3 separate regions of the Homo sapiens genome follow, and regions 1 and 2 are each linked to region 3. Evidence: chromatin loops called from intact Hi-C (ENCODE). Cell type or tissue: dorsolateral prefrontal cortex. All regions are shown on one strand. Links, peaks and the distances in the headings refer to the core of each region. The heading gives the core; the rest is flanking DNA.

The links. Hi-C counts contacts between places; a loop is a spot of excess contacts. Peaks named below come from ENCODE experiments on the same cell type or tissue, not always from the same donor. Only the 100,000 strongest peaks of a DNase experiment are listed, where the experiment ranks them.
Region 1: it touches region 3 in a loop (3-fold over the local background); 2 of 110 quality-filtered maps call a loop at or near these places.
Region 2: a loop joins it to region 3, with 2.1 times the contacts of the local background. A loop is called at or near these places in 10 of 110 quality-filtered maps.

Annotation. Positions count from the first base shown.
Region 1 is chr3:183,824,180-183,828,299 of GRCh38, forward strand. It overlaps MAP6D1 (MAP6 domain containing 1), which reads right to left and starts at 1,398. Exons shown (of 3, transcript NM_024871.4): 1 at 968-1,398. The coding sequence starts at 1,368. It also overlaps a transcript of PARL not described here. RefSeq lists silencers at 976-1,105, 1,126-1,195, 1,256-1,605. In dorsolateral prefrontal cortex, for the core only: CTCF peaks have their summits at 1,615 (motif pointing right) and 1,816; DNase peaks (open chromatin) are centred at 726, 866, 1,592 and 1,842; H3K4me3 peaks cover 1,546 bases; H3K27ac peaks cover 2,500 bases.
Region 2 is chr3:183,574,867-183,578,986 of GRCh38, forward strand. No RefSeq gene overlaps it. Among named protein-coding and RNA genes, the nearest start is that of KLHL6, 21 kb to the left of the region's middle. In dorsolateral prefrontal cortex, for the core only: no CTCF peak of the experiment used is centred there; a DNase peak (open chromatin) is centred at 1,830; H3K27ac peaks cover 909 bases.
Region 3 is chr3:183,500,411-183,504,530 of GRCh38, forward strand. All of the region lies in intron 3 of KLHL6 (kelch like family member 6), which reads right to left. Among named protein-coding and RNA genes, the nearest start is that of KLHL6-AS1, 46 kb to the right of the region's middle. In dorsolateral prefrontal cortex, for the core only: CTCF peaks have their summits at 2,599 and 3,524; a DNase peak (open chromatin) is centred at 2,551.

The sequences.
Region 1 (4,120 bases), core at 634-3,133, 320 kb after region 3:
CCTTGTAGGATACCTGTAGGGAAAATTCCTAGTAGTGAAATAGCTGCATCAAAGGAAAAGTAGTGCTTTTAATAGTCCCACATTAGAAACACCCTAAATAGTCAATGGTAAGGAAGTAGATAAATAAAACTTGAAGATATAAAGGCATATCCATAGGATAAAATACTGCACGTTTATTAAAATTCATGTTGCAGAACATGTAGTAACACGGACAGACTTCTACAACTGGTGAAAAAAGTGTACAGTAAGAATCTAACCACGTAAAAATATATCAGTGCATATGCACCAAATGCACATTACGGAGTAGAAAGAACTCGTCTGGGGAGGGATCAAGGAGATACGTATTTTGTTGTAATTTCTGTACTTTCCCATTTTTCTACAGTATGAATTACTTTTGTGGTAAGAGGAAAAAAGGGAGAAAGCCCTCGGCTGTCCAGGAGCAGAGCTGGGCTGGGAGGTGGGGAGGGCCCGCGGACCCGTTCTCCCTGAAAGCCCCTGTCACAGTGGGACTCTGAAGGGCTCACCCACACGGGACCCTGCGCTCGGTCCTCACCACCAACGCCCGCACACTAGGCAGTGACCGGAGAGAGCTGGGGGACATGGCCTGCGCGCACCCCTCGCACGGCTAGGCCCGGCGGTGGGAGTTAAAGGGAGGCCGGTTCCAACTCGGCTGAAGGCAGGCCATTCTGACGGCTGCCCCCAGGAGGGCGGCTGCGAGGGCAGCGGTGCGCTCCCGGCACGGGGGTGCTCGAGCACTGAGTCCGGGCATGGAGCAGCGAAGGCGCCGCCTGCAGTGCCCACGGACCAAACGGGGGTGACCTCTGAGGCCGCCGGCAGCTCCGAGGTCGCGTGGGATCCGGGCTCCAGGCGCCTCCGCTCTGCCGCCCACCCCATCCCTCTGGCTCCGGGCCTCCGCGTCCTCCCACCACAGGGTGGGGACTCGTTGCGGTCCCTACCCAGCCCATACCTGTACGACGTGGTCACTGCTGCAGCCGCGTCCGCGTCGCCGATGGGCAGCACGTAGACCCCGCGGGCGCCGGGCGCAGGTGGCGCGGAGGACTGCGCGGAGGATTTGCCCCTGCGGCCGCCCGCCCCCGGTCCGCGCCCCGGCGGCGGATCCTTGGGCCCGGCGGGCGTGGTCCACAAGCCGAAGTCCCGCTGGTACTGAGTGAGCGGCACGTCCCGGCCGGAATCCCGGGCGCCCGCGGGAGGCTGGCCCCTGCGCGAGGCGGCGCCGCCCGTGCCCGGCTCCTCGCTGTCGAGGTCCGAGTAGCCGTGCAGAGTGAGCGGCACCGCCACGTCGGAGCGGTCCAGCTGGTTCCAGCGCCGCGCCAGGCAGCACAGGCGGCTGATACAGGGCCACGCCATGCCAGCCCCGGCGCCCGCCGCCCCGCTCCCGGCGCGCGGCGCTCCCGGCCGCGCCTCCTGCGCCCAGCGTCCCCGCCCCCGCGGCCCGCCCCGCGCCGCCGCAGCACCGCCCCCCGGCACGAGGGTGGGCGTCCCGGGAGGGGGCGCACTCGGCGGCAGCCCCACTTGGCCGGGGCCGGCTGCGCACGGCTGGAGCTGGAGGGAGCGCGGATGGGGGAAAGGCTGCACCGTCGCCAGGGGGCACCGGAAACCGCCTGCATTCATTTACAAGTGTCCATCTCGAAGAATGCCTCAGAATTGAATCCAAAGTTCCCTCAGTGTCATCTTATAAATGGCCCCGGCTTCGCAGAGGCCAAGGGCCCGATGGTCGCAGCTGGGAGCAGTCCGCCAGCCGGGAGGTTCTCCATGTGGCCTCGGGACGCCCAGCGACTGCTGCATTTGTGCCAGGCTGCACCGCATGGACTCCGCGGGCACAGGGGCAGGTGCAGCAATGAGGGTGTCAGAGAAGACTCGGGGCCCTGCTTCCCGGAGAACACGTGTTTCAGTCAGCCTGTGAGTCGCCGCCTATTTGCCTTTAGGATGCTAGTCTACATTTGTGACAACCAATCCACTTTTCATTAGAATTGGCATTAGCCACCAATCGACCTTTCCCTGGGTTCTGAAATTCCTAATTTTAAAGCATGGCCATTTGCAAAAGCTTTAGTTTGATAAAGCGGCCACAGAACTGGCCACAAGGCTATCAAGTTCCTTTCCTCCTGTGCATGCATGGCTGTTTTCAGGCAGAGCTGTTGAGGGATCCTCCAGCGTAAAGGCAGGTCTGTTCAATGCAGGACACCGTCTCAAACAACTCCCTGACCACCCACAAACGCTTTTCTGAATATTTGACACATGCTCTCGGTATACACTGCAGACCAATTACTAATAACACTACTGAGACAGCATTAATTACCCAGAGCTCCATTTCAAGGTTGTACTTGGAAGGTATCCAGTCTGCGCCTGGGAGGGGACTGCAGCACATCCCTGGCCAGTCAGAAAACAGATTCATCTCCCAAAACATTGCCTGTCTTAGCTTGAAGTTGTAGCAAAGTGACATGACGGCTGCCTAGAAGTGGCAGCAGGTCAGCTGAGCAGGCCAGGCCATGTCCCAGCAGGCAGCAGGCGAGGCGCCAGGTGTAGAGGGAGATCCTGGAAAATGACACACAGGGGCCGGGTCAGAGTGAACTCTTTGTGGACTGTCCGCCACGGCCCTGGGTTAGCCAGCCTGGCAGATGGCGCTTGGGACTAAAATTCTCCATCTCGCAGGAAAAGAGAGCAGCTCTCTTTTTATTACTTCATTGATCAAACAACAGTCAAAGAGCAGTTGCTATGTGCTAGGAATAATTCTGGGTGCCTTCAGGAGGTTTAGTGTGGTAGTGAGGGACGGAAGGAAGTGTAATTGAACTGACAAGGCCAGGTCAGCATGAGAGGGAGGCAGGCTGGGGAAAGCTGGACTCGCCACCTGTTGTGAGGGAGGGTGGTTGGGCCAGGTGGGAATGTAGGTCACGGGGGAGGAGGGTTCAGCTGAGGTAGCAGACCATGGAGGGTCTTGGTGGCCACACTAAGGAATTTTAGCTTTTCATATGGCCGGGTGCAGATGGCTCATGCGTGGAATCCCAGCACTTTGGGAGGCTGAGGCAAGAGGACTGCTTGAGCCCAGGAGTTTGAGAACTGCCTGGGCAACACAGTGAGACCCTGTCTCTACAAAAAACTTTTAAAAATTAGCCAGGCGTGGTAGTGTGTGCCTGCAGTGCCAGCTACTTGGAGGCTGAGGCTTGAGCCCAGGACTTCAAGGCTACAGTGAGCTATGATTGCACCACTGAACTCCAGCCTGGACGAGAGAGAGAGAGAGAGACCCTGTCTCAAATAAATAAAAGTTTTTCACAGGTGACAACAAAGGAATGACAGACATGTTTTTAGCACTCTGGCAGGCATATGGAGAAGCACAGGGTTGCTTTGGAGACCAGCTGGAAGAACAGGCTCAACAGTCCAGGGACTAAGAAGTGAGGACCACCACGGAGTCACAGGCACTGGGAAGGCTGAGGGGCTGAATTCTAGAAATAAGAGGCGAGAGAGGGAGATCTCGAATGGCTCCGGGTTTCAGACTTCACCGATTGCTCGTGTCACTCCTTAAGCCGAGTGCTATTTGAGGGGCCTGTGCAGGGCGGGGGGGTGGTCCCAGAGCCTGGAACCATGCGTGTGTTGCAGTAGACACATTTACTAAGAGTACAGAGAGATTCTGTGGGTCTGGAGCTCAGAATCCTCACAGATAACTGAGGCTTCAGCAAGTGCACCCACTCAAGAAGTGTATGGAATGAGGGAGACGGCAGCCACGGCATGTTCCTAGGTACCCCACACTTCAGATGCCAGTGGAGGCGGCACAGCCCAAGAGGCCCACGGGCCAGGGAGTGCATGGCCTTGAAGGCAGTGATCGCGGGTCCCCAGAGAAGCCAAGAGGAGAAAGTGAAGCACCCTCGTGGGCAATCAGGAGGGAGCTGTGGACAGCAAGGCTTCTCCGGCCACAGCCAGGTTCTGGCCTCCCCAGGCCATGCACAGAGGCTCCAGCATTGAGGGGTTTTAGGGACCAGGAGATGCTACAGGGACTTCTAACTTTTTCCCAGTCACAAAGCAGGGACACAGAGATGTCTTCATTGCCTCTTTGCCTGGTCTGCCCAAAGCACGATGTGAATTAATGTTGGGCTCTAGAGGGAATGTC
Region 2 (4,120 bases), core at 634-3,133, 74 kb after region 3:
ATTGATTGACCCTCTCCTGGTAAAGCTGGTCCACAGAGGGAACCAGCAACCTTTCCCAGGACAATCCTAGTATTATAAATTGTATCCTGCTGGGTGTGGTGGCTCACACCTGTAATCCCAGCACTTTGGGAGGCCAAGGCAGGAGGATCACTTGAGCCCAGGAGTTGGAGACCAGCCTGAGCAACAAAGCGAGTCTCCATTTCTACAAAAAATAAAAATATTAGTCAGGCCCAGTGGCAGGCACCTGTAGTCCTAGCTACTCAGGAGGCTGAGGTGACAGCATCCCTTGAGCCCATGAGTTTGAGGTAGCAGTGAGCTATGATCACGCCACTGAGTGCCATCCTTGGTGTCAAAATGAGACCCCATCTCTAAAAATAAAAAAAAAGTTGTGTTCTTTTTCCCCAGAGATACACTGCTATTTATCACTCCTATGAGAATTAGTATAGTGCAATGGCTAAGAGAAGGTACTCGGAGTCAGACTGCCTGCCTGAGTTTGAATCTCATCTTTATCATTTACTAGTTGTGTGATCTTGGACAAGTTATTAAACTTCATGTGTCTCAGTTTTCTCATTTGTAAGATAAGATTGATGGTAATAGTACCTAGCTCATAGGGCTGACAAACTCTTCAATTCAACATTTACTTTTTTTCCTTTATAATATACACTTGGCAGATTTAAGTCCAATGGGCTTAAATTGAGGATAGGATAGTCACAACGTCAAGCCCGCTTAATTGTTTCCATCTTTGTCTTACTTACATTAAACCTGACATCTATAGCCCAGTGGTACAGTCCTCAAATTGGGTCCTGAGAGGAGCATCACCTGAGAACTTGTTAAAAATGCAAATTCTCGGGCAGGCCCTACTCCAGCCCCACTGAATCAGAAACTCTGGGGATGAAACCCAGAAACTCAGGTTTTAAGAAACCATCCAGGCCGGGCGCGGTGGCTCATGCCTGTAATCCCAGCACTTTGGGAAGCCAAGGCGGGCAGATCACCTGAGGTCGGGAGTTCGAGACCAGCCTGGCCAACATGGTGAAACCCCATCTCTACTAAAAATACGAAAATTAGCCGGGCATGGTGGCAGGCGCCTGTAATCCCAGCTACTAGGGAGGCTGAAGCGGGAGAATTGCTTGAACCTGGGAGGCAGAGGTTGGCGTGAGCTGAGATCATGCCACTGCGCTCCAGCCTGGGCAACAGAGGGAAACTCCATCTCAAAAAAATAAATAAATAAAAAGAAAGAAAAGAAAGAAACCATCCAGGTGATTGTAATGCTCACTTAAGTTTGAGAACCACTGGCTTAACGTTTAAGATGAAGGGCCCTGGAACTAGCCTGCGTAGATTTAAAGCCAAGCTCTGCCACTTTCTCGCTGTGTAAACTTGGGCAAGTTGCCTAACCACTGTATCCTTTAGTTTCCTATCTGTAAAATAATAATAATAACAATGACAAATTTTTTTAAATTACAATAGATAAATAGATATAAGCAACTTCTTAGGATTATTGTTAGATTCTTAGGATTATTCTTAGAATGAAGTGAATTGGATAAATGCTTTATGTCAGGGTCCAGTTAGGAGATGGAAAACAGATGAGTTGTTTTAACAGTGAGAATTTAACACAGAGAATGCTTAGCTAGGTAATAAAGAATGAACGATGTAACTGAAAAAGCAAAAAGAGAACAATAAGCTATCACAGAGGTAAAAACTGCAGGAAGCAGCTTGTAGGGCTGAGAGAACAAAGGGAAGAGGTTGCCGTTATTAAGACTTAGAAGCTCAGAGGGGAGTCCCATGGGACTGAGACACAGACTTCTGAGGATGAGGTACCGGCTGGCTGTCAGCCATCTCTTCAGAGATGCAATGAGGCTGGCTTTGCCAATTGGAAAAACTGCAAGCTGGATTGAACTGCTTCTGCTAGACTGAAGAAGCAGCATTGCTGGATGATAGTGACAGGCACAGGAAGTCAACCAGAAATAAATGGAAAGCCAACGGGAAAACGTCCCTTCTTTCTCATCCAGTCCTGCAACCTCCCTCTAATGGTCCTTTATTAATAGAGCCTAACAGGAAGAAGGGGACAAAGGAAAAATGCAGTTTGCAGAGTTCCAGCCCCTGCATCACACAGCCAAATATAGAAGAGTGGGAGACAAGTTTGAAGCTGAGGGACAAGAGTTTCATCGCTGACACAGTGCTCAATAATTGTTAGTTATTCTAATAATCACTAGTATCAGAATTTTATTTCCATTACACACATTTTTATAATATAATGAGGGCAAGGTACAGTCAATTATTTAAATAATTGAACACACATACAGGATCACTGCTAAAGCTGAACTAATGGCTGGCAGGCTGGAACAAAACCATGTGGCAGGTCATTTGTCCACTGATACACAGCAATGTATCGGTGGCCTTCGAAATTAACCTATGAAAAGCCACCATGTAATATGCATGTGTGATATGTACGGGGTATAAGAAAACTTAAAATTTGCAAATCAAGGAATCAGCGAGTAGTACCTCTATTTTATAGCTCAGGAAATGAGGGAGAGATTGTTCACCCAAGTCATGCAGCCAGTAAGTGGCAGAGCAGGGATTTGAGCTGAGGTCTGATTCCCTGTGCCTCTCTCTATTTCCTCTCTGTTGAATGAAGATGAGTAGCTATCCCACAGAGCTATTAGGAGGACTAAAGAAGTTAATGCATGTAATGGGTTTGGCACATAGCCTGGCATATTATAGAGAGTTCAACAAATGTTGGCCATTGTTAGAATTCCAAGCCTGGAGTTGTTTCTATCATACCAGGCTATCCCATACATGCGTTCATTGTCAAAACTTTACAGCATTTGCAGGATCGAACTGCAAAGAAGAAGAGAGATGAAGTTGGAAAAAAATGCCTTTAAAAATTCTTTTAATCGTAATCTATTTGCTACCAAATCTTTCTGAGGGCAATCATTCATTGTGGACTCTCAATTATAGACAAATACTTATTGAGTACCAGCCATATATACAGTAATTGCTGGAGACGTAACACTGAGACGGTCACAGCCCCACCTTCAAGCGTCTCATCGTCTCTTTGGGGACTTAGGCGGCAGAGATGATGCAGAGTGAGGGCTGTGATGGAGGGCATACTGGATGCTCCGGGAGCCTGTAACAGGGGAACCTGACCTAGACTCGAGGAAGCCAGAGAAAGCTTTCATGGAGGAAGTTACATCTAAGTTGAAAGCTGAAAGACATAGGAGAGTGTTAAGCATTCTAAACAAAGGGACCAACGTGAAAAAAAGAAAATGCTTAGAGGGAAGAGGGAGCAAGAGGCATTCAGAGATCTAAAGGAAGCTGATTGTGGCATGGAGGTTGGGGTGGCCAACAGGTAAAACTGGAGAGGTCCCAGAGCCTGTTCCTGAAGGAATATGTGAGCCACAGGACCCTGGGCATGAACTGGAGGGCAGTGTAGGACGCTGGTCTTTAAGAAAGCCAGTGACAATCAGATGTACACTTAAGATCTACCCTGGCTATGGTGTGGAGGATGGCTTGAAGTGAGGTAAGACAAGAGGTGAGGAAATCAGAAAGCTGCTTCCTGCTGCCCACAGATGAGAGAAGACAGAGCTCTGAAATAGGGAAGGGGCTGAGGGGATGGAGGAAAGTGAATGGATTCAAGAAATATTTAAAAGGTAGAGCTGATGGGATTCGGTAAATGATGCAACCTGGGGAGCAAGGGACAAGGTAGGAAAAAACGGAGAAATCAAGGAAAACATCCAAGTTTCTACTTTGGGCATTGGACAGATGGTGATATCCTTTACTGAAGGTGCAGGAGGCAGAGCAAGTTTGAGGAAGGAGATGATGGGTTTACATTTAGACAAGTTGAGTCTGAAGTATACAAGGGTCATCTCGATGATGAAGAACTGTAGGTAACTGGATTCTCTCTAAGCCATCACATGTCTCAGTATCCCACTTCAACTGGTGACCACGGTCCTCCTCTCTAAGCCGCAGAGCTCTCCATAAACCAACCAAGAAGTGCTTTGAGTACCACCTGTTGTCTAGATATTATTAGCCTCTCATTTTAATAACTAATAATTTTAAATTTGCTCTTCTCCAAAATTCATCCTAAGTGAGAACAGGATGTGGGTACACCCAACAGATAATT
Region 3 (4,120 bases), core at 1,101-3,600:
GAACAAGTGAAGAAATCCATACTATGGGTATTTGAACCCTGCTGAAAGAGCAGAGGTTCAGAAGTCAAATGTACCAGCGTTCTATCACCTATGGCCATGTGACCTTGGAGAAGTAACACGATCTCTGTAAACTGCTTGTAATCATTGCTGTGCTATCAGATGACTGTGAGCATTCATAAGGTATGAGGTAGAGGCGTGAGCAGAGCACCTGGCACACACTCGCCCCTCAACAGCTAATTATGCCTGTAGGAGCAGTGGTAGATGCCATGTTGATACTGCTATAAAAGGAAGAGCTGCCCTTCCCTGGTTCCATTGATCCCCTGGGCTCCATGATGAAGGTTCCATAGGTGTGCTGACACAAGGCGGAGAGGCAGCAACCGTTTCCCAGATGGCCAAAGTCGCCAATTTTCCCGCAAAATTAGACTGATCTAACACAGACTACAGAACTTCGATTCTGCCCATAGGTGGTAACAAATAGGTTACAGTAGCAAAGACTGAGCCCTCAGATAGTGAATCCAACCAAGAGCCACAAATAGTCAGACCAGCCAACTCCCAGCCTCTACTTTTCCATAACAGTCTTTGTTTGTTCGGTTGGTTTTCTGTGCCTAGGAGCCTGGTACAGTGAGTTCCGCATCCTCCGTTCTTGAGGCTGGACCACGGCCGTAAAGTTTGTGGCAGGGCTGTTCCTTACAGGTCAGCAGAGTGGGGATGGGTGTGGCTGGACAAAGCCTAGGCAATGGGCTGGCCCTGACGGTATGGACAGCAGAACAGTGCCGGGATAAGGGTGAAGGGGTGGGCCAGGGAACCTGGAGGCACCATGAGAGCACCAAGCTGGCAGGACAGGATCTGGGCAATGGCACCAAAGACAAACTTTGCTGCTCTGCAACTTTCTCTTCAGGTGTCAGCCCTGGTTCCTGTCCCTAAACCACCTTCCCCACAGCTGAGGCACAGCCACCAGCACTAATCTATGTGGTCCTCTTTCGGAGGGGATCTAGGTGTTTCAGGGCAATGCTTAGAAAAAAGCACCGGCCTCCCTGAATTCATTCCCTTATGACCCTTTCTTCACTTCCGGGAACCAGGCCTCAGCCTCCACTCCGAAGCTCCCCTCGTCTTATCTGCAATGCTTGCTCTCCTGACCCAGTAACCTGTTGGGTGATTGAGAGGCTGCTAGGAGGACTGGACTAGCCGTGATCTTACCTCCTGACCCCCAGGGCTGGCACCTCGTTCCTTGGTCCTGACCTACGAAAGGCTCTCCTCCTGCTGGCTAAATTTCCTGGGTCCCTGCCTGCTGCCTGGATCTCCCCATAATATTCTATTCTCAATTTCCCATGCTACCACCCCAATCCACTTACCCTTTAAGGCACTGTGAGTAATTTACCATGTCACTTTGCCCTTTTCTCCAGGAAGCCATTCCTAACTTTGCACACATTCTCATAACCCTGAATTTCCCCCACAACGGCCCTTTTCATGCTTCATTGTAATTTACCGTAAGGCCCCTGATGGCAGGAACAGCCCTTTTTCTCCAGTGGATCCTCAGCACCAAGAATAGTACCTGGAGCTTGTGGGCATCTATAAACATTGATTAAATGAGCGAGTGAGCTGGGTGCAGTGGCTCACGCCTGCAATCCCAGCACTTTGGGAGGTCGAGGCAGGTGGATCACCTGAGGTCAGGAGTTCGAGATCAGCCTGGCCAACAAGGTGAAACCCAGTCTCTACTAAAAATAAAAAAGAAAATAAAAAAATTAGCAAGGTGTGGTGGCAGGCACCTGTAATCCTAGCTACTCGGGAGGCTGAGGCAGGAGAATCACTTGAATCTAAGAGGCAGAGGGTGCAGTGAGCCAACGTCGCAGCATTGCACTCCAGCCTGGGCAACAAGAGCGAAACTCCATCTCAAAAAAAAAAAAAATGAGTGAATGGATGAGTGAATGAATGGGCAAGCTAGGTAACTCAGTCTAAATCATTGTGGTAGTGAGCATCCACGATGGCCCCAGTGATCCCTGCTTCCTGGTATTCACATCTGTGTAGTTCCCTCCATGCTGTTCTAGAATTGGTCTCTATGACCAACAGATTACAGCAGAAGTGATGATACATCACTTCTGAAATTAGGCTATAAAAGGCACTACCAGCTTGCATCCTGATTGCTCTCTCAGTCTTTCTTAGGTCATTTGCTCTGGGGGAGGTCAGCTGATATAGAGATGCCCATATGGCAAGAAACTGAGGCTCCCAACCAGCAGCCAGCAAGGATCTGATGCCTGCCAACAGTACAGTAAGTGTGAGCTTGAATCTCATAATGAACTTTGAGATTACTGCAGCCCCAGCCAAGAGCTTTACTGCAACTTCATAAGAGACCCTGAGCCAGAAGCACCCAGCTAAACCACTCCTACATTCTGACACTCAGAGCCTGTTAGATAGTAAGTGTTTGTTATTTTAAAGTTTTCAGTTTGGGGGTAATTTGTTATGCAGCAATTGAGAACTAACACAATCATCTAGCTGATGGGCTTGGCTAGGGTAATGAGACCTGTCTTATAATTCAGCACCACGGAGCTGCCGAGTGGTGGCATCATTACCACATTGTAAGTTCAGCTACATTTGGCAAAATACTAACCCCAAAGCCATGACAAATGTCAATCTGAAGTCTGAGACGTGCCACTTTGTTGCAGACATATGGAAGTGTTTGCCAATGAATTGCATGCAACAATCAGGCATAACCAGTTTATTTTCAGATTGTTAAAAACAGAGCAGATAATTGCACCTTAATGACTGCTCACTGTCCACAGATCTTATACTAGGGGACAGAGTGAGCATATTGTTTCAGCAAAGCTGTCCTTGGGCTGGAGCCTCTGCTCCCCTTTCCCCACATCACACATGTCAGAGTAATGTTTGGTATAGATCAGGTTCATGTCTGAAAACTTAAGAGGCAGTTAAATGAAGAGGCAAATTTCCTCTGTCCCCAAAGTTCTCTTTCAATGAAGGTTCCAGCTACCATTCCCAAATCAAATGGAGACTGACATTTGCTTTTGGTGTGTTCTAAAATTTCCTGTTGTTAACACCAGTTTAGAGGATGGGCAAGGTTAGAAGAGAAAGATGGGCTGGGCACGGTGGCTCACACCTGTAATCCCAGCACTTTGGGAGGTCGAGGCAGGCAGATCACCTGAGGTTGGGAGTTTGAGACCAGCCTGACCAACATGGAGGAACCCCGTCTCTATTAAAAATACAAACTTAGCCAGGGGTGGTGGCACATGCCTGTAATCCCATCTACTCAGGAGGCTGAGGCAGGAGAATCTCTTGAACCTGGGAGGCAGAGGTTGCAGTGAGCCGAGATCGCACCATTGCACTCCAGCCTGGGCAACAAGAACAAAAGTCTGTCTGAAGAAAAAACAAAACAAAATAAAACAAAAATGGGAAAGATGATGATAGGACAAGAGGGTTAAAGTTTGGTAAATGAAGGGTACGGGGAGAAATGTGTTCACAGAGTAGCCTCCAGGCTCACACTACTGTCATCAGGAGTCAACCCAAGACCATTCCAGCAGGGAGCAGACTGACTCAGGGAATCAACTGGCAATGAGACCCCAATTAGGAGGTCATGGTGGCTGGTTGGTTGGTTCAGTTGTCCAAACTATAAAATGAAGATGAGAAAGTGCCTTGAGAAGGATTTGGGAAAATAAGGCCACAAAAACCTGAGACACAGTGAAAAGACTGGTTTTAACCCCAGAGAAGGAAAATGATTGATTGTGAGAGATGGAGCAACAATAAACGAACCAAGTGGCAATGGCAACAGCTTCCATTTGTGGGGCACTTAGCTTGTACCAGACACTGTGCTAAGCGTTCCATTCATTACTTAACTCTCAAGACAGTTCTATCAGTTGGTAGGTATTATTACCCCCATGTTACAGATCAGAACTGAGCCTTAGCATAGCTAAGTAACTGCCTGAGATTACACTGTAAATAAATTGTGGAGTCAAGATTAACACCCAGATCTCTGCCTGACTCCAAGCCCAGGTTCTCACCACTGAAGAATTTTCCAGATGTCAGAATTCTCTCTCCTCCTAAATCTAAAGCTTATAATGTCTGACTCTGCCCCCAGCACCTCGGAAATACAAAAGGCAATAAAAATATTTCA